2 separate regions of the Mus musculus genome follow, and region 1 is linked to region 2. The links are chromatin loops, found by intact Hi-C in ENCODE. Cell type or tissue: heart. All regions are shown on one strand. Each heading gives the region's core, and the rest is flanking DNA. Links, peaks and the distances in the headings are about the cores only. Region 1 overlaps Clock (circadian locomotor output cycles kaput). Region 2 has its middle 110 kb from the start of Gm32727.

What was found. Hi-C counts contacts between places; a loop is a spot of excess contacts. Peaks named below come from ENCODE experiments on the same cell type or tissue, not always from the same donor. Only the 100,000 strongest peaks of a DNase experiment are listed, where the experiment ranks them.
Region 1: it touches region 2 in a loop (2.6-fold over the local background); 3 of 42 quality-filtered maps call a loop at or near these places.

What each region holds. Positions count from the first base shown.
Region 1 is chr5:76,229,254-76,239,554 of GRCm38, reverse strand. It overlaps Clock (circadian locomotor output cycles kaput), which reads left to right. Exons shown (of 23, transcript NM_001289826.1): 16 at 2,393-2,534; 17 at 3,173-3,273; 18 at 3,700-3,789; 19 at 8,007-8,159; 20 at 9,196-9,390; 21 at 9,992-10,197. It also overlaps the pseudogene Ube2n-ps1. Among named protein-coding and RNA genes, the nearest start is that of Tmem165, 51 kb to the right of the region's middle. In heart, for the core only: no CTCF peak of the experiment used is centred there; no DNase peak of the experiment used is centred there.
Region 2 is chr5:75,865,196-75,875,496 of GRCm38, reverse strand. No RefSeq gene overlaps it. Among named protein-coding and RNA genes, the nearest start is that of Gm32727, 110 kb to the left of the region's middle. In heart, for the core only: a CTCF peak has its summit at 4,179 (motif pointing left); DNase peaks (open chromatin) are centred at 4,186 and 4,636.

The sequences.
Region 1 (10,301 bases), core at 1,126-9,125, 360 kb before region 2:
TAGTTCATGTACAGAGTGACATCTGGGGAAATGGCAAAATGGAAGATTTGGAGCAAGTGGTGACTTCCTAAGATTTTACAGAACTTCGTGAAATAAAGCACTATCTTTATTCTGTTACTTACTTTGTAAAACTGTGTGATAAAATGACAATTTTAATGGTTTTAGAGCACACTTGAGCATTGTAGCATTTCCAGTGTTACACAGCTGTCACTCCTGCCCACGCACAGAATGTCCTCATCCTCCTAACCGTGAACTCTGAAACAACTTTCTGTCCTTGCCCTCCAGCTCTTTTCAACTAAGGGTTGGTTTGTTTGTTTTTGATTTGCTGCTCTGAGTACTGTGAACAAACTCATACAGTATTTGTTCCTTTGTGGTTGGCTAATTTTATTTGGTATGATATTCTCAGGGTTCATTAAGTTATAACTTGTATCAGATTTCCCTTTATTTTGGGGCTGAGTAATAGTCTGCCATGGGTGTATCCTCTTATTAGTCTGAGAAATACTGGGTTGTCTTCACCTTTTATTTGCAAAAAATAGTGTGAACATAGGTAGACATACAGATTAGTTTCCACTTCTCTTTGGATGTTTACTAAGAATAGAATACTGGATCATATGGTAGGTTACTCTTTGTTAAAGTGAGGAAAACTACCACACTATTCTCTGTAGAGGCCATACCATTTTTACAATCCCATTGCTAAGCCATAAGAATTCCTGTTTCTTCTCATCTTTACCACACTGAATGCTTTCTGAGAAGTAGGGGGTTTTGTTGTTGTTGATTTGTTTTGTTTTGATTACATACAGGGTCTCACTATGTAGTACTCAGTAGCCAGGAACCCAGTTATGTAGACTAGGCTGGCTTCAAAGAGAGATTGTCCACCCAAGTGTCTGCCGTGGGTTGTTTGGTCCTAGCCATGCTAATAGAACATGAGGTAGCATGACTGGTTTTGATTTGTATTTCCCTGGATAGTAAGTTTGAATAATATATCTGGTGAGGGTTTTATATCCTCTTTGGAGAAGTATTTATTTTCCTTCTACCTTCTTTATTTTCTTACTTAAATACTCATTCATTACTCTTTTTTTTATTTTTAATTTTTGTTTGTTTGTTTGGTTGGTTGGTTGGGTTTTTTTTGTTGTTGTTGTTGTTTTTTGTTGTTTTGGTTTCTCTGTAGCCCTGACTGTCCTGGAACTCACTCTGTAGACCAGGCTGGCCTCGAACTCAGAAATCCGCCTGCCTCTGCCTCCCGAGTGCTGGGATTAAAGGCTTGGGCCACCATTGCCCGGCTATTTTTAATTTTTTTGATAGGGTCACATATGGCCCAAGCTGTCCTTGGACTGATTATGTACCCAAGGATAACCTTGAACTCCTGACCACCCTGCCTCTGCGTCCCAAGTGGCTTTTGATGTGCCACCATGTCCACCTTGTTCTCTTTTTGTTTTGGGTTTTGTTCTTTCTTGACAGGGAATTTTGCTGTGTTGCTCCGGCTGAGCTCAGATGATCCTCTTAATAGCCTTTGCAATGTTGTGTTTAAAGGTGCAGGCCAACTAGGTACAGTTGTTCATGCCCATAATCTTAGCTTTTTAGAAACTGAGGCAGGAGGATTGTCACTGGGTCATGGTTTGTAGTGTGAGACTTTGTCTCAGCAAGAAACAAAAGTGCATCTCTTCACATGCAATGTGTCTGTTTCCATCTTTATAATTGAGTTTTTGTAGAGAGTTTTATATCCTAGATATTAAGTACTGATCAGATACTGATGTATTAATACCTCCTCTCATTCTTGTGGGTTGCTTTTATTCTGTTGGCATTGTCTTTTGATGCATAAATGTTTTTAACTTTATGAATTCCAGTTTACTGGTATTCTAATGTCATAAAACCATTTCCTTTGGTTTCTTTAAGAGTTTTATAGTTTTAGCTCATAATATTTGATCTACTTTGAGTTAAATTTTTGAACTTAATACAAAAGTCTAACCTGAGTCTTCTTATTTTTTAAATAGAGAATGAAAACAAACTATTAAATAATATTTTTTCCTAATTAGTACACATACATACACATACTTTTTAGCCTTATTTTAGGCAAAAACTAAGAATGATTGAATCTCTCTCTCTCTTTCTCTCTCTCTCTCTCTCTCAATTGTACACCCCAGTCTAGCTGTCCCTTGTACTTTGGGGGATTCCAGCTGTTCCTGCCTCCCATCTTGCCACAAAAGTTTTGGGATTACAAAGGCATGCTACTGCACCCAGCTGTGGGTGGGCTCTGGGAATTCAAATGTAGGTCCTTTATGGTTTAATGGCAAATGCTTTTACACACTAGCTGCCTCTACAGCCCTGATAAAACTGTACTGAGACCTCTACATTGAGCACTAAGAAAGCATTTATGTTCCTCTTATCTCCTTAGAGCCAAGATTCTGGGTCTGACAATCGTATCAACACAGTGAGTCTCAAGGAAGCACTGGAAAGGTTTGATCACAGCCCAACTCCTTCTGCCTCCTCTAGAAGCTCACGAAAGTCATCTCACACCGCAGTCTCAGACCCTTCCTGTGAGTGCCTCAGCTGAAAACAAGCATGTTTCAAAGAGGTCTTCTCAGTTACTTGTGTTGCTGACATCAGTACTTTTGTCAAGCACATCTTCAAATGATAATCTTTTCCAGTTTTGAAGTAAAGCTTCCATTGAGAAGCAAATTATCTTTAGAAAAGAGTTAAAGTGATGAAAGGATGATATGTAGGTGGTAATGCTCTACTTAAATTATTCCTTAAACAGAGAAAATTCTACCTTTCATTGTAAAACCATGTAAATAAGATTTATGAGTGTTTTGACTGCATGTGATCTGTGCACCAAGTGTGCCCGGTCCCCATGGAGGTCAAAAGAGGTTTTCACACCCCGTGGAACTAGAGTTATGGATGGTTGTCAGGGAAACGCTGGGCCGTTTGTTAGTGTGTGTGGGAGTTAGGAAGCCTGTCCCTTGAGGGTGCTGAGGATGATGAGAAACTGTGCTTCAAGTTTTACTATCTCACATGGTTGCTTTGTCCTTTACAAAGGCGTTAAAATTGTAGGCATGGATTTAGTTTTTATCTAATAACAAAAAACTAACTCAGTTTGTCTATTCCTTGGAGCATATGTTGAGATCAGTCATTCATACTGTAAGTACTAATTCTGGTCTCTGTTGACTGTCTTTAGCCACACCGACAAAGATCCCTACTGATACTAGCACTCCTCCCAGACAGCATTTGCCAGCTCATGAAAAGATGACACAGCGGAGGTCGTCCTTCAGCAGTCAGGTACGCCTTTAGCGAACTGCACAGCCTTGCAGGAGCCACAGGTGTGCTCACAGATGTCTGCGGTACCCTTTCAGGAAGGATCAATCTTTTGCTGACATAGGACACTCAAAATCTTTTCCATATTTGAAGTAAAATGCTAGACTTTTGTTTCTAATTGTGAAACAGTGCTAAGTGAGAGCTACTATTCAGTTTTAGTTGCCTTCAGTTCAGTCACTCAACTTTTCATGGAGTGTACATCCAAGGGCCTGAGCTGGGCCCCATGGGAAAGAGAAGAGAAGAGAAGAGTAGAAAGGGCAGCTCACTTTGTACTCAACAAAGTGAGGTTGATTGTCAGTGAGTGATAAGCACATCATATTGTATTGTGGTGGAAGTACTCGAAGACGAGTGTGAGCGTCACCTCATTGTCATCTTTTATTTTGCTTCTAGTCCATAAACTCCCAGTCAGTTGGTCCATCATTAACACAGCCAGCGATGTCTCAAGCTGCAAATTTACCAATTCCACAAGGCATGTCACAGGTATTTTTGTTTGTTTTAGTTGAGCATTTACAAATGATAATTGCATTTAAGCAAATATAGTTTTATACATATGTATATATAAATACATATAAAGGCAGTGAATCTGGACGTATTTAGAATATGTAGTGACATTTTTGTTATTTGCAATGATTTTGGTGGACCCTTACTAGAAAGAATCACAGATAAATGATGGTTTTATATCTTCTTGCTTACTGTGCTGTAACATCTTATATATAACAACAGCCTACAGGTATGATAATCTTAAACATGAAATATACTAGTTCATTTTGTCCCTCCTTATGGATATTGGAAGACTTGAGTAACTATATATTCTGTATTGATTCATTTATTTGCACACGGGCTATTTATTTAGTTCTGTGTATATATTGAGTTACACATATTGGATGCTGACAGTATTTGCATATCTGTACTAACAAGCTACTTGATCTAAAAGAATAACATAACTAAAATACCATGTTAATTTAGTCTACACACATGATTTGGAGCCTTAAATGCAGCTTAAGTGGAAAAGGCCAAGTATGGTAGTGTCTACCTGTGTGTGGGAGGTTGAAGCAGAAAAATCAGGAGTTCAAGGTTATCCTCAACTATATAGTAAATTCACAATCAGCCTGAACTACATGAGAACCTCAAAAAAAAAAAAAGAAGGAAAGGTGTTTAGAAATGTAAGATGGCCTTAGTCCAAAGAAGGTGTGAATGCTGAAATTGGCAAGAGGAAAGGAATTCTCAAAGCATTACTGTGTACCTTCGTGTGATTTATGGCTCATTCAACATTTCAGAAATGTTAAGAACACTACTAAATAGTAATAAATATAGTGGGAAATCTTCTATTTTATGTGGCACTAAATCCTGATTTTTAGCCAACTAACCTATTAAAAGCTCTGTAACAGTACTCTTACTAAATATTAAATTTAACCTTTACATCTTATTTTAAAGAATTGACAGAATTTTTATGTAATATGTAGACATTTAATACTATTTGTTCCTTAATCTCAGGGTGTCACTTCAGGATGTTATTAGCAATAACATCTTTATAGAGGTGTTTTCTTGAGATGTATACTGTGTCAAACCCACAGCTAAGCATTCAGTGTTCTGTTCTCATTCAGCATGCACTTTACTCAGTTGTTCTTGTTATCCTGTACTCTCTGCTTGTTTCTATTTTTTCTGGTTTGTATTTAATTAGAAATGCTTCAAATTGTGACAACATTTACATATAAAAATAACTTTAGTGACAATAAAATATATGTATGACCTAAAAATAAATACAACATTTTAACTAGCATTTTAAAAAGGCATGAGAAAGTTGAAGGTACTAACTTTATAATGTTTCTTAAGCCTAATGGAATGTAATATCAGATGGTCATTGCCATCTTCAAAAGTCGCTGTTTTATGCTTTAAAAAGTAATACTCAGAAGTCAGAGATGATGGTGCAATACCTGGGAGGCAGAGGCAGAGGCAGGAGGATCACCACAAGTGTAAAGCCAACCTGGTCTCTGAAAGAGAGTTCCAATCCAGCCAAGGCTACAGAGCAAAGCCATTTTCAAAGAACAAAACAAAACAAAACAAAAAACCTGAAGTAATATTCAGTCTCCTTGGCACAACTTTACAAAGAGCTAGCTCATTTAGCACAACCTTTCTGAAGGTAGCCGTGGAAGGGTAAGGTGGGCATTGCGACTCACTGCAGAAAGGTGAAAGTAGGTGTTCCGTGACGTGAACCGCTCTGCTGTCACACAGAACAGAAGAAGTAAGTGAGCAGTGTCATCAAGTGTGTCTACATTGTAGCTCATTGACTACACATAAAAACCAGAAGACTGAAAACCCTCAATGTAGAGGAATTCATTCATGATTTCTTAGAATTGCTTAGCCTTTAAAAACTAAAGTTTAAACTGGTCTAAGGATAGTATAGATAAAAGGTATAATATGTTTTTCAGAATAGCACCAGAATAAAATATTGGTTGTCAGTCAGATGAAGATGAGTGATTTTGATATGTGGGGAGGAAGGAGGATGCTAGGAACTGAAACTTGGGTTCTTGAACATTCTGGGCAAACACTATACATAAGCCCACAAGCCCTTTCTTTTTACTTTTTATTTTAAGACAGGGCCATAAAATGTTGCCTAGGCTAACCTTGAACTCACTGTTTGTCCAAGGTAGGTCTTGAATTAGTGATCCTCCTGCCTAACTTTGGATAATTCTGCTGATGTACACAAAGAGGGGACTCTCGAGATGACAGAATTTGGTATGGATTCAGTCCAGGTCCGGGTACATTCTCATCTGGTAAAATGTCCAAGTGAAGTGAGCAACTGAAGAACTCATTCTACTAAATTCTTAAGCTACAATAGAAGTTCGGGTTGTTTTTCTTTTTTCTTTTCTTTTTTGACAGGGGCTCACTCTAGCCCTGGCTGACCTAGAACTTTCTAGCCTTGACATCACAGAGATCCGCCTGCCTCTGCCTCCCCAGTGCTAAGAATAAAGGAATGTGCCATCACACCTCCACACACGCACACCGTCTAAATGTAATTTGTTCTTGTAATCAGTCAAGAGTGAGTCAGAACTGACTCTTCCAAGTTGTCTTCTGACCTACACACACATTCAGTGGCATGTGCCCTTACCAGGATGTAAATTGTAACTTAAAAAAAAAGGGACAAGAGCAGAGGCCGAACTCGGGATCTGACAAGATGGCCGGGCTGCCCCGCAGGATCATCAAGGAAACCCAGCGTTTGCTGGCAGAACCAGTTCCTGGCATTAAAGCAGAACCAGATGAGAGCAACGCCCGTTATTTTCATGTGGTCATTGCTGGCCCCCAGGATTCCCCCTTTGAGGGAGGGACTTTTAAACTTGAACTATTCCTTCCAGAAGAATACCCAATGGCAGCACCTAAAGTACGTTTCATGACCAAAATTTATCATCCTAATGTAGACAAGTTGGGAAGAATATGTTTAGATATTTTGAAAGATAAGTGGTCCCCAGCACTGCAGATCCGCACAGTTCTGCTATCAATCCAGGCTTTGTTAAGTGCTCCTAATCCAGATGATCCATTAGCAAATGATGTAGCCGAGCAATGGAAGACCAACGAAGCCCAAGCCATAGAAACAGCGAGAGCATGGACTAGGCTATATGCCATGAACAATATTTAAGTCGATCAGATCATCGAGTGTACACCACTTCTCCTGTTCTGCCAAGACTTCTTCCTTTTTTTGTTTGCATTTAATGGACACAGTCTTAGAAACATTACAGAATAAAAGCCCAGGCATCTTCATCTTTGGTGATTACATGCACATTAGCAAATCTGTCTTGTCCTGATTCACTGTTGTAAAGCATGAGCAGAGGCTAGAAGTACCATCCTGGTTGCTGAGAGATGCTGAGAAGCAGGACTCTCTGCTTTGACTCCTTCCCCATCATGGTTAAAGTACAAGGCACTGTGAATGAAGGTAGTTGTCAGGGTTAGCTGCCAGGGGTATGGGTGTTATTTTATTTTTAGGGGGAAAGTAGTTTTATTTTAATTTTATGGCCCCCTTCCCCCTCCCCCCTCTTAAAGGATCTAATTGCAGTGGTTAAATGCAGCTAACCAGTTTTTTTAGAATATGCTCTCTAGCCAAGTCTAACTTTAGACGCTGTAGATGGACAAGCTTGATTGTCTGAACCAAAATGGGAACATTAAATAAACATCACAGCCCTCACTAATAACATTGTGACTTTGCTGTCAAGTGTAGATTCTCCACCCCCACCCCCACCCCCACCCCGAAAAGACGAAGAAAAAGCTTGTGACCATTTTGTATGGCTTGTCTGGAAACTTCTGTAAATCTTATGTTTTAGTAAAATATTTTTTGTTATTCTAAAAAAAAAAAAAAAAAAAAAAAAAAAGGAAGGGGGTAAAAACTGAAAATGTGAGAACAACCACTAATGTAAGTCAGAGGGAGGACACGTGTACCAGGAGGGGCTCACCTGGCTAGAAACTGCTAGTCACTGCAGTGCCATAGACAGGAAGATACCCACTGGCACTTGTGGTGGAAGAGAGGCGAGCACCTTCCTTTGCAGTTCGCCCAGTGGCCTCTGCGCTGTTGCCGTGGGTCTGCAGGCAGAGACTGGTTCTGAGAGCAGAGATGGAGTGTGGGGAGGAGCTCTCGCCTGACTCCGCTGCTCGTTTCTCACACCGCACAGCTAAAGTGTGTTGTACTCTCTTTCCATGTGCTGCTTCAGTTTCAGTTTTCAGCTCAGTTAGGAGCCATGCAGCATCTAAAAGACCAGCTAGAGCAGCGGACACGGATGATAGAGGCAAATATTCATCGGCAGCAAGAAGAACTAAGGAAAATTCAAGAGCAACTTCAGATGGTCCATGGTCAAGGGCTACAGGTAACTTATTCTGTCTGAGCACAGAGAGAATCTCTTTCACATTTTGAGTTCCTAAAAATTGGCTTTTTTTTTTTTTTTTTTTTTTTTTTTTTTGGTGAAAAGTCAGAGGCAAGAGGTCTTTTTACCCCAGTTCTGTAAATATTGGCTACCTGCTTAATAATATCGAGCCTCTAAAAACACTCATGCTAAGAACACTTCTATCAGATCACTAGTTTTTAGACTAATGAACTCGAAATTTTAATAAGTTCAAGTCCATAATATAAAATTGTATTTTATAGAACACCTAAGGTAGAGAGTTTATAATAGTTTTAGTAAAATGCCAATAGATATGATTCCTATTACTTGACTAAGACACTTACTACTTAGCCAACAGGGCCATCTAGGGCACTAGGGCTTTGCCGAAGGGAAACTAGTTGAGCATGGCTTCTGTACACAGTTGCAAAGGATACAAAGCTGGCAGCAGCAGCCCTCTGAGGAGCACTGAGGAACACAGTTGATGTGTGTGAGAGTGAAAGAAGTGAACGTGTAGCTTCATGTTTTATTGCTACTATCACCGTTCACATGAAATGTTCTAATGACTTATTACTAGACTGTTAAACTTCATTTTGATTGGTTTCTTTCAGTAGTCTCCCTTTTTTTGTTGTCTTGTTTCTTGTTTTTGGTTGTTTGTTTTTTGGGGTTTTTTGTTTGTTTGTTTTTGTTTTTAACTGTAAAGCATTTTTATACTGGAAATGTAGCTCATTGGTAAAATGCTTGTAGCCCTAAGTTTGATTCCCAGTATGCCCCCCCAATGTAATTAAAATTATTTGTGTGTGTGCGTGTACGTGTGTGTGTGTGTGTGTGTATGTGTGTGTGTGCATATATGTGCCATGGAGTATATGCGGGGTTCAGAAGATAACTTTTGAGAATCTGTTCTTCACTATGATATCCAGGAACCAACCACAGGCTGTCAGACTTATGCAGCAAACACTTGTACCTATTGAGCCTTCTTGCCTGCCAAAGAAATTTCATTAAAATGTGATCTTTGTTTTCAAAGATGTTTTTGCAGCAATCAAACCCTGGATTGAATTTTGGTTCTGTTCAACTTTCCTCTGGAAATTCTAATATCCAGCAACTCACACCTGTAAATATGCAAGGCCAGGTTGTCCCTGCTAACCAGGTTCAGAGTGGACATATCAGCACAGGCCAGCACATGATACAGCAACAGACTTTACAAAGTACATCAACTCAGGTAATTGACTAAAATATCTAGTTAAAAAAGGCTGTGTTGTACCAGCCTTTATTTTTTTATAAAAATTAGAGCATAAACTATTGATGGTTAAAAATTTTATAGAATATGTTACTGTTAAATATTTTTATATTTGATAGTTTTGTGATTTGTTTAAGGACTTAGTTAAGTAATTGTACCAAGTTCTTGTAGCTCGCATACTTTCCGTATGTAAAGTCATTGACTTGCCAAAGAGGCTGAGTAGCAAACACTGAATAGACTGTTGGGGAAGCAGGGGCAGTTTACTCAGTCTGTAGGTTGCTGGCAGCTCATTACTGGATATCTGTGACTCCATTTGAAAATCATGAGTGTGTGACTGTCACTGACTTGCTTTTAACCAACAACGTTGTGTGTATTTTACCTAGCTATGAAGATGCTTCTTTTAAAGTCTTAGTTTGCCTTCCATCAAGGACTCCAGGCTAAGTCTGTTAGTACAAATCAGTGTCATTTCTCTCTGAATCATGTATGTTGCTGTCTCTCCTGCTCTGCCACCATTACTAAGTGGTGAGTAGTAGAGGCGTGGTCTCCTGTAACTGTTAGGTAATTTCCATACGATCTTTTCTAGCAGAGTCAACAGAGTGTAATGAGTGGACACAGTCAGCAGACGTCTCTTCCAAGTCAGACACCGAGCACTCTCACAGCCCCACTGTACAATACGATGGTGATTTCCCAGCCTGCAGCTGGGAGCATGGTCCAGATTCCATCCAGTATGCCACAGAACAGTACCCAGAGTGCTACAGTCACTACGTTCACTCAGGACAGACAGATAAGGTAGTTGTCATACTTCATTTGTTATTTGCAGATATGTAAATTGATTGATTAAAAACCTAGGGCTGGAGAGATGGCTCAGCATTTATGAGCACTGACTGCTCTTT
Region 2 (10,301 bases), core at 1,423-9,422:
ATATAAATTTAAATGTGAACATGAGGACCGCTGATAGGGAATTATAACAAGTGCAAAATGGGGTCAAGGAAACAAAATGACTGAGCAGTTAGAACAACAGTTCTCAACCTGTGGGTCACGGCCCCGTCGAGGGTCACATGTCCATTATGTGAAGTCGCCTAAAACTATCAGATATTTACATTATGATTCACAGATATTTACATTATGATGAAACATAACAGCAGCAAGATTGCAGTTACAAAGTAGCAACAAAAAATATTTTATGGTTGGGGGGTCACCACAATCTGAGGAACACTGTATTAAAGGGTCGCAGCATTAGGAAGGTTGGGAACCAGAGTTAGAAAAACATAGTAATTCTTTTGCCGCAGAACTTGCTAGGAGTCAAAACAAAGAAAGAGATATAGTCATCTTCAGAGGTGTTATTGTCTGCTAGGGGAAAATTCCTTTTCATGGAAACTAGAATATCCTGGGTTCCTACATCTCTGAAGTGGAAACTTCAGGTGTGACAATAGCTTCAAGCTTCAAGCTTCTCTCTGACCGATGGGCAAGGTGTGTGTAATCCTATCCCAGAGTCTTCACTGCACAGTGCCCTCTACAGAGGTGCTGGCCTGTGCCACAGTCCCACTCTGGGCCTCTGGGGCCCCATTCACAGACCGACACAGGGAAGCTGTGAGTATCCATGGGACTTTTTGGGTCTGGTAACAACGTGAAGGCTCGTAGGAAGCGCTGATATAAATGCCAATGTGGCTCCCCCTTCCTGAAATGCAGTCCCTATTTGTGCTTAGTTTGTAACGCAAATTCAGTTTCATTTCCAAGTGAGTTCCAGAGAGACAGAGCAAACAGGAATCCTTCACTGGAGAGGAAGTTAACTGCAGGGAAGCTGGTCTTCTTGTGCTGGCCAGCACAGCCAGAACATTTTAAAAAGGTTCCCTGTTATCTGGCTGCAGTCACCAAGTGAGCTGGGTGGCCTGTCCAGCCTCCTGTTATTCCCTAAATCCCATGCTCCCAGCAGCCTCCAAACCTACTTAGGCCAAGTGTCCCCAGAACAGAAAGATGGATAACAACCCTCTGACTGAGAAACTAGTCACCTCTTGATGTGAACAGGTTATAAGCCTAAAGAATACGTTATCATATGTCCTTTCTGTGGGGGCATCTCCTTGTGGACCACAGGGACTCAGGGCTGCATCTTCTATGTAAATTCTTTTCTTCTCTCAATCTGGGTTGTACGTCCACGCTTATATTTCATACTATAACTGTGCGGGGACAGAGCTCCTTAGGGAACATTGGTCCTTCTACTGTACAGTCAGGACTGGTACATTGTATATGTAAAACCCCACTGTTGCAATGAATGTTAGCTATGCATTAACCATAGCACACATATACACAGAACAGGTTCACCCGCTTGATTGTATGATAGATTAGAAATGATTTTTGCTCACCTTTCAAAATACATTCAAAGATGCCCCCCAAGTTGTTCCTTCAGTCCTCAAATTCAGGATGTGGAAAAGACCTGTGGTCATCTTCGCTTTCTCCGATCCCTTGTTCTAACTGTGTATCACTGTGTTCTGTTTGGGAATCAAATGATCTCCCCCCCCCCCCGCTTCAGTAAGTATCTACTTAATTCATTCTCTGAACCCAGAGCTGTAGAGGGCCCTGCATATATGAGAGGGAGGGATGGCAGACATGGTCCCTGCCTCAGGGAAGCTCCTGTCTGATGGAAGAGATCAATGGCCCCAAACAATTCCCAGATACCAGTGAAGAAGTCTAGCCATTGAAGGGGCCCAACTGATCCCTCCCTTTGCAATTTTTCCCAAGTCTGCTCCTTCTTCCTGTACTGTGGCCATAGCCTTAGCCTGGCCTCTGTGGTCTCACTGCTGTGTGAGGCAGTCTACTGTGTCGTAGACTGTAAGTGATCATTACTCGCCGCCAGCACCTCTTGTGCATCTGTGTCTACGTGTCCTGTTCTTTCCATTATTCTTAGTTATCCTTGCAAATTCTACTATTACTTGAGATCCTGTGGGTGTGTGGTACCTTCCTTAGTGTGCACGTATGGTATGTGCATATATGTGACATATAATGTGTACACATTCCCAAATATGCATGTGATGTGTGTGTGTACGTGCATGTGGAGGCTGGAGGTGTCTGCCCTGTCTTCTTCAGTTGCTCTCCACCTCATTATTTACTTTGATGCAGAATCTCTCACTGACTCTGGAGCTCACTGGCTAGTGTGGCTGACCAGGTTGCCTCAGGGATTCGACTGTCTCTGCTCCTTGCATACTAGCATTACAGATGGGATACCACTATGTGTGGCCTTTGTGTAGGTACTGGGAATCCTAACCCAGGTCTTCATGTGTACACAGCACAAGCACTTTACTGACTGAGCTATCTCTCCACATCTGATGTTTTTGTTAAATCTGTGCTATCTCCAGCCAGAATGGGCCCCCAACCTTATCAGGAAGCATTATTCTTTGTCGGGGTCATTCTGTGGGCATCTATTATGTAGTGTGGTCATTTGTGTGCATTTTTCTCTTCTGTCAAGGTGTAAGTGACTGAAGGGCAAAGACTCAGTGGTCACCTGTCATTCCTCTAGATGTACCAGCATCTGACGTTCCTGCTCAGATGTTGAGATGAGCCCTCCTTGGAGAGCCAGATGCCCTCTTTTTGTAGAAGTCTGTAGATAGCTATACTTCTTCATTCCACATAGCTAGAGTGTGGACAGATGACTCACACTTCCAAAACCAATACATCAGCGGAAGTTTCAGGGTAGACGCTAACAGCACATAGCAACAAGAATGAGAGAGTAGGTCTCTAGAGAAGGTAACATGGGACTGAGGAAGGTCTAGTGGCTGCAGTCCTGATGTGCTCTCTTCCAGAGCCCCGGACAGGTCTCCTATCAGACTTGATCTGTGATGACTCTAGGTTTTGTTCCTGTGGACAATAGTCACATCTCTGTGGCATTCTGTGAGCTTCAACATATCATTTATGGATCTGTCTTCTGTTTACCTCAACAAGCTTCATCCATTTGTGTAGCCAGACACTCTGAACCAACTGATTTACTAACAATGGACATTTTATTTCTCAGTTCTTAAGGCTGGAAGCCCAACGTCAAGGCTGATAGCTGTGGTGTCTAGTTAGGGTTCTGCTCTGCCTCAGATTCCAGCATCATTAATGCCGACGGCATCTTCTGAAAGGAAGGAGTTCACATCTTCATACGACAGGCAGAAGGGACAGACAGGTCGAGTCTTCAGAAGGAGCTAATGTACACACTCACAAAGCAGATGGAGTTCTTATGGCCTCCTGCCCACTCCCAATTCTGTGGCTTGGGGGAACTATATTTTATGATGAACCTTGGAAGCACTTGAACATTCAACCCCTAATGTTCAAATGGACTGTTTTAGAATCCAGAGATGCATATGCCATACACACACACATATAAGCATATATGTAAAATATAAATACATACATAGAGTATATATGTATATACACATATAAATGTATGTTTAAGTATATATGCATATATAAAATATATAAAGCATATATACATATATAAAGTATAAAATATATGTATATATAAAGTATAAAATATATGTATATATAAAGTATACACACACACACACACACACACACATATACATATACTTCCTATGTATATTAAGTGAACAAATGTGCAAGAATTAATCCTAGCTATAAGAAGCTCTCTAATATTGACTTTCTCGATTGGTAAGTGGGCTAGTAACTCCTGTCTACAAAGAATATTGTACTGACTGAATGAAATCCAGTATGTTAATCAACAGCCAGTAAACTGCAGCTCGCACTGGTTGAAACAGGGATTTGATGGTGGCAATGACAATAAGGTGGTTTGTCCCCATTCTTGAAGCAAAAGAGAAGACCCTGGAGGAATTCTCTGGCAAGGACATAGGATCTAGACTTCTCATCTTGCTTCATATAGCTTATAAACATTGGTTGTCTTTTTGTTTCTCTGACATTGCACGCTTTTCACATGAGTTTGCCATCGGACTGGATGGCTGGTGCATGAGTATCCCACATCAGAGGCCGGGCTGCCTGCCTTTTGCAGTGTCAAGTCACTTTGGACAGTATTTGGAACAGCCTTCTAGAGCACCAAGAAAACTGAGGTTAGCATTCTTCTATCCAAGCAAAGAACTACAGCGCCCCCTACAGGAGAATCTGGGAACGTGAAGAAAGAAAGGTCGGGGAGAGGTCATGAAGAGAAAGCTGGAGTGGAGGCAAAGGCAGGGAGGAAACAGCTTCTGGCTGGACAGGGAGGAAGAGGAGCAGAGCATCACAGCTCAGAAGCTAACTCCTGGAAAGCAGTTGACAGGGACCGGTTGGGGGCCCCGTGTTTGCCTTGTACCTTTATCAAACACGTGATGGTAGCGTTCTCGTTCTCAGACCCAGGGCTCATGCTTCGGGTACGTTGTCACTCGTGATGGGTTTTCCTCGCATCACTTTTATTTTTTTTTCAAATACGTCATTGAAATATTATTTTGATGCTGAATTTCTCGGCGCCTCGCTTCTGATTCCCGTCTGTCCCCCAACCCTGTCCCTGCCCCTCCTTGTCGCCATCCCCCCACTATCTCCCTGTCCCTCCCCACCCCATCCCTGGCCTTATTCACACCAGATGGTGATTGGCAAACACTACCGTGTATGAGCTCATCCAGCCCTCACAGCAATCTAATAGCCCTAGCTCCGTTTTATAGTATCACAAATTGACCCACAGAAGGATTAAATCTCTGCCAAACTTCATGTTAATTGAAATATTAACCTGCTCAAGTTGAACGCAGGCCGTGTTCTTCTCACAAAACATAATTCGAGTCCAAGGCAATATACACAGAGACACTTTGGAGAATTGTGTGAGAGTCGACTAAAGTATATAAACAAAGATTACTTAAACAACCATCATTACTGGCATTTAGATCACAGAATGCTTAACACGGGAGGCTGTAAGGACGAGCAATGTTAAGTAATATTTGAGGGACTCCCTCCTTTAAAAGGTTGTGTTTGGTGTGTATGGTGGCGTGCACCTAGAAACACACCCCTCAGGAGGCTGAGGCAGGAAGATTGCCAAAGGTTTGAGGCCAGCCTGGGCTACAAGTTAGACCCCACGTCTTAGTTAGGGTCTCTATTGCAGTACCATGACCAAAAGCATCTTGGGGAGTAAAGGGTTTATTTCAGCTACACCTCCCAGACCATACTCAGTCCCCGAAGGCAGTCAGGGCAGGAATTCAAGGCAGGAATATGGATTCAGAGACTAAAGCAGGGGCCGAGGAGGAATACTGCTAACTAACTAACTTGTTGCTCAGGGCTTTCTTAGTCTGCTTTCTTAGACAACTCGAATGAAATTATCTGCCCAGGGTGGCAGCACTTACAGGGACCTGGGTGCTCCCACATCAATCAGTAATCAAGAAAAGACCCCAGAGACTTCTCTATAGGCCAGTCTTCTAGAGGCATTTTTCTCAGCTTCCAGATGAGAAGTTTATGTTTGTGTCAAATAGACACTTTGTCACAACAAAACAAAAAGGAAAAAAAAAGTATATTGGATGAAATGTTTTCATTTCTATGATTTCATATTTTCTGCTTCAAAGAAATGTCTGTCCCGACACATTCTTTATGCCATTGGCTATATTTTGACATGCAGTGTTCCAGTGTCTCTAAACACTCCTGTGCCCTCCTTCATCGTAGCAGCCCGTTTAAGTATTCATTTATCCCATAGTTAACCCCAGGACTTGGTTTCCCTTGGATACACACCATCAAAGCCATTTTTAATTAAATTTCTGAAAAGCTTGGCAGAGTAAGGGGGTCGGAGTGGGAGCATCTGACTGGCCAGGCAAGCTTTACTGGCATGTTAGCCATACACTGTGTGGAAAAATTGTTTTCATCATTTTATAAATACAGCACATTCTACTCCCCCATGATTATCTCCAGAGAAATTTCTGGAACCTAGAGGCTATAGCCTGGAAAGAATCAGAGTAGCCAGGCTCGAGCCACAGGTAGAAACACTCTTCCGAAGCCCCTAAGATGCAGGTTTTGACACCAGGTGAGGAGAAAGGTGTACTGGATTTTGTCTCAAAAGTACAGCCTTTTCCTTAGCAGGCTGGTGGATAAATGGTATGGAGGAGCCATGGGGGGGGGGGGCATTACCAGGTTTTTCATTCACATCCTTTATCTAGTCTGGTTCCAATGGGGCTCAGAGAGTGCATAATCTTATGCAGATTGGATGTGTGCAATTTTGCACATAGAACCCAGGGATCCACATTTGAGAAAGACAGGTAAAGGAAATGTCTCTCTAGAGAAATGGTTGTGTTAGTAATAGTCTCTGGGGACCTGGATTCAGGCCTTTAAAAGAAAAGCTTAATGTTCCCAAAGGAAAGCATCATACATCTTAAATCTTCCACAATGAGCTATTCATTATTCACTTATTCAACACATATGGATGATTCAAGCCATGTCCCAGCGGAGGGCAGTGTCATTGTCCTCTCAATGATTTCATCCTAAGGAAGGGACAAGCTGTGAGGAGGCAGGAAAGAGTCCCTTGTTCCTTGCTGAAGCCTTGTGATGTGCTTATTATACCTCCTCACTCTGAAGGACTCTGTCTAGTATCCTCTGTAGAGTTAGTGGTCGTGAGTTTCTTTAGCCTGCATTCACCCTTCAATTTCTCCTTCAATTACGGCAGATAGTTTTTCTGGGTATAACAGTCTTCTTGATTGTTCACTATTATAGTTCAGGATTTGAAGTACACAATTTCAAGTCTGACTGACTTTTAAATTTTCTATTGAGAAATCTGCTGTTATTCTAATGGATCTGGCTTTACATGCATTTCCTCTCTTGTTGGCTTCAATATACATTCTTTGTTCAATGTACTGAGTGGTTTAATTATCATGTGAACAAGGGTGTGCTCTTTTCTGGTCTTGTCTATTTTTTTGTGCTCAGTGCCTCCTTGCATCTACTTTGGCATCTCATTCCCTAATTTTTGGACATTTTCTCCTGGTTTATTTAAATGTTTTCTAAACCCTTAGAATGAAATAAAATTCTTCTCCCCAGGAAATCAAAATGTTTCTACACAGCAAAGAAAACAGTTTACCAAGTGACAAGACAGCCTGCAGAAGGGGAGAAAAATCTTTGCCAGTTAGACATCTGATCAAGGTTTGATATCTAAAACATACAAGGTTTCAAAGAATGCCACACCTTTTCTAGGTTTTCTAATAACTTCATACATGTAAAAATGGCATATGCTTAAATAGCCATGTTTAAAATAAGCATACTTTAAAATAAGGTGAATAGAAAGACTTAAGACTGAATAAATCATGAAAATGTAGACAACAAAATATATGGACTGGACAGAGGTGAGTGGTGTGAGCCATCACTGGAGCTTCATTGTCCAGCTCTGGCCTTGCTCCCTGGTCTAGAGGAGCCTTGAGGGAACCCAAGAGTGCCCTGCCTCCCTGTGGAAACCTTCAGGGGCCCCAAAACTAAGCAGCTTGAAACTGTGCCCAACTACCTCTCCTAGTTGGATCTGCCTACCACCACAGAGAGTCTGCCTGGGACAGCCAGCAGAGTCCTGCTGCTATCAGGATTATCCAGTCAACACCAGGGAAAACAAGATGCCTAAAAGATAGCATAAGAATGCAGTCAACAAGATACAGGGCAAAATGGCACCACCAGAGTCCAGCTATCCTGCTACAACAAACCCTGGATATCCTAATGAAACTGAACCACAAGAAGAGGATCTTAAATCCAAGCTTCTAAAGAGGACTTCAAAGAGGACATGAATAAATCTCTTAAGGAAATACAGGAGAACACATTTAAACAGGTAGATGTATTAAAAGAGGAAGCAAATAAGTATAAAGAAATATAGGAAAAAAACAAACAACCAAACAGGTGATGGATATGAATAAAATGGTCTAATACCTGAAAAGGGAAATGGAAGCAATGAAGAAAATACAAACTGAGGCAATTCTGGTGATAGAAACCTAGTGAAGAGAACTGGAAATATAGACACAAGCATCACCAACAGAATACAGGAGATGGAAGAGAGAATCTCAGCTCTAGAAGATATGATAGATGAACTCAATATATCAATCAAAGAAAATTAAACATCTAAAAAGTCCATGACACAAAACATCCAGGAAATCTGGCATACTTTGAAAAGACCAAACCTAAGAATAATAATAGAAGGAGGAAGGGGAGGAGGAGGAAGAGGAGGAAGAGGAGGAATTATTCCTGCTTTAAGGTCCAGAAAATATCTTCAACAAAATCAGAGAATAAAATTTCTCTAACCTAAACAAAGAGATGCTTATAAAGGTACAAGAAGTTTACAGAACAGATTGAGCCAGAAAAGAAAACCATCCCATCACATAATAATCAAAAGACTAAATATATATAACAATGAAAGAATATTAAAAGCTATAAGGGGAAAAGGCCAAGTAACATATAAATGAAGAATTACACCTGCTTTCTCATCTGAGACTCTAAAAGCTCCAAGGGCCTGAGCAGAGGTCTTGAAAAAACCTAAGAGACCATAGATGTCATCCCGGAGTACTATTCCCAGCAAAACTTTCAATCACCGTAGATAGAGAAAACAAGATATTCCATGACAAAACAAAATTCAAATAATACCTCTCCACTAACCCAGCCCTACAGAGAATAGTACAATAGTACAAGGAAAACTCCAGCCCAGTGAGACTAACTATACTAAAAAAAAAAAAAAAGTAAATAAAGTAAATAAAGAATTTCACACCATTAAAACCAATAGAAGAGAAACACACACACACATGCTTAACCACCACCAATATAAAAATAACAGGAAGTAACAATTAATGGTCATTAATATCTCTCAATATCAATGTACTCAATTCCCTAGTAAAAAGACACAGACTAACAGAATGGATGGGTAAACAGAATCCATCATTCTGCTGTATACAAGAAACACATCTCAGCAACAAAGATAGTCATTATCTCAATATAAAGAGATGGAAAAAGGGTTTCTAAGTAAATAGATCTGAGGAATAAGCTGGAGTAGCCATTCCACTATCTAATAAAATAGACTTCCAACTGAAAGTAATCAAAAGAGACAGGGAAGGACTCATGAAAGGTAACATTGACTGAGAGGACATCTCAATGATGAACATCTATGCCACAAATGCAAGGGCACCCACATTTGTAAAAGAAACATTACTAAAGCTTAAGTCACACATTGAATGTGACACATTAATAGTGGGAGACCTCAACCCTCTCACCAATGGACAGATCATGGAGACAGAAACTAAACAGAGAAATAAAGTAACTAACAGAGTTTATGATTCAAATGGACCTAACAGATGACCAAAGGACATTTCACCCAACCACAAAAGAATATACCTTGTTCTCAGCATCTCATGGAGTCTTCTCCAAAATTGACCATCTAATCATTCACAAAGCAAACCTCAACAGATACAAGAAGACTGAAATAACACCATGCATCTTATCAGATTGCCATGGATTAAAGCTGGACTGAAACTACAACAGAAACAATAGAAAGCCTACATATTTATGGAAACTGAAAAACTCTCTAGTCAATGATCACTGGGTCAGGAAAGAAATAAAGAAAGAAATTAAAGATTTTCTAGGATTCAATGTAAATGAGGGACCTACATACCCAAACTAATGGGACACTGTGAAAGCAGTGCCAAGAGGAAAGTTCATAGCACTAAGTGCCCTCATAAAGAAATTGGAGAGCTCTCATACTAACAAATTAAAAGTACATCTGAGAGCTCTAGAATTAAAAAAAAAAAAAGAAAGAAAGAAAATACACTCAGGAGGAGTAGGTGGCAGGAAATAATCAAACACAGGGCTAAAATCAATCACTTAGAAACAAAGAGAACAGTACAAAGAATCAACTAAACCAAGAGCTGGTTCTTTGAGAAAATCAACAAGATAGACAAACCCTTAGCCAAACTAAAAGGCAGAGAGATGTTGGGCCCCATTTTGGCTCTGTTTTGGGCCTTGAGGACAAACCCGAGCCTGGCTGGAGTTTCTGTGGCCTTGTGGGAGAGCGTAAGCCTGGCTTGAGTTTTGAGACCTATCTCAGTCACTTCCGTGTGGGGGTCACTCAGCAAGACCTGTTTGGCCCCGCCTCTGCCCCACCATTGCTGATGTGAAGATTTGCCATTGGCCCTGTCAGTTGCCCCTTACCCTCTGTTACCCTTCTCTGCCTCCTATGTCATTTTACCCCAACAAAAATCCCCCTCCCTATACCCCGCACTTATATAAGCGAGGGGCTGGTACAATAAAGTTGAGTTCCTGCT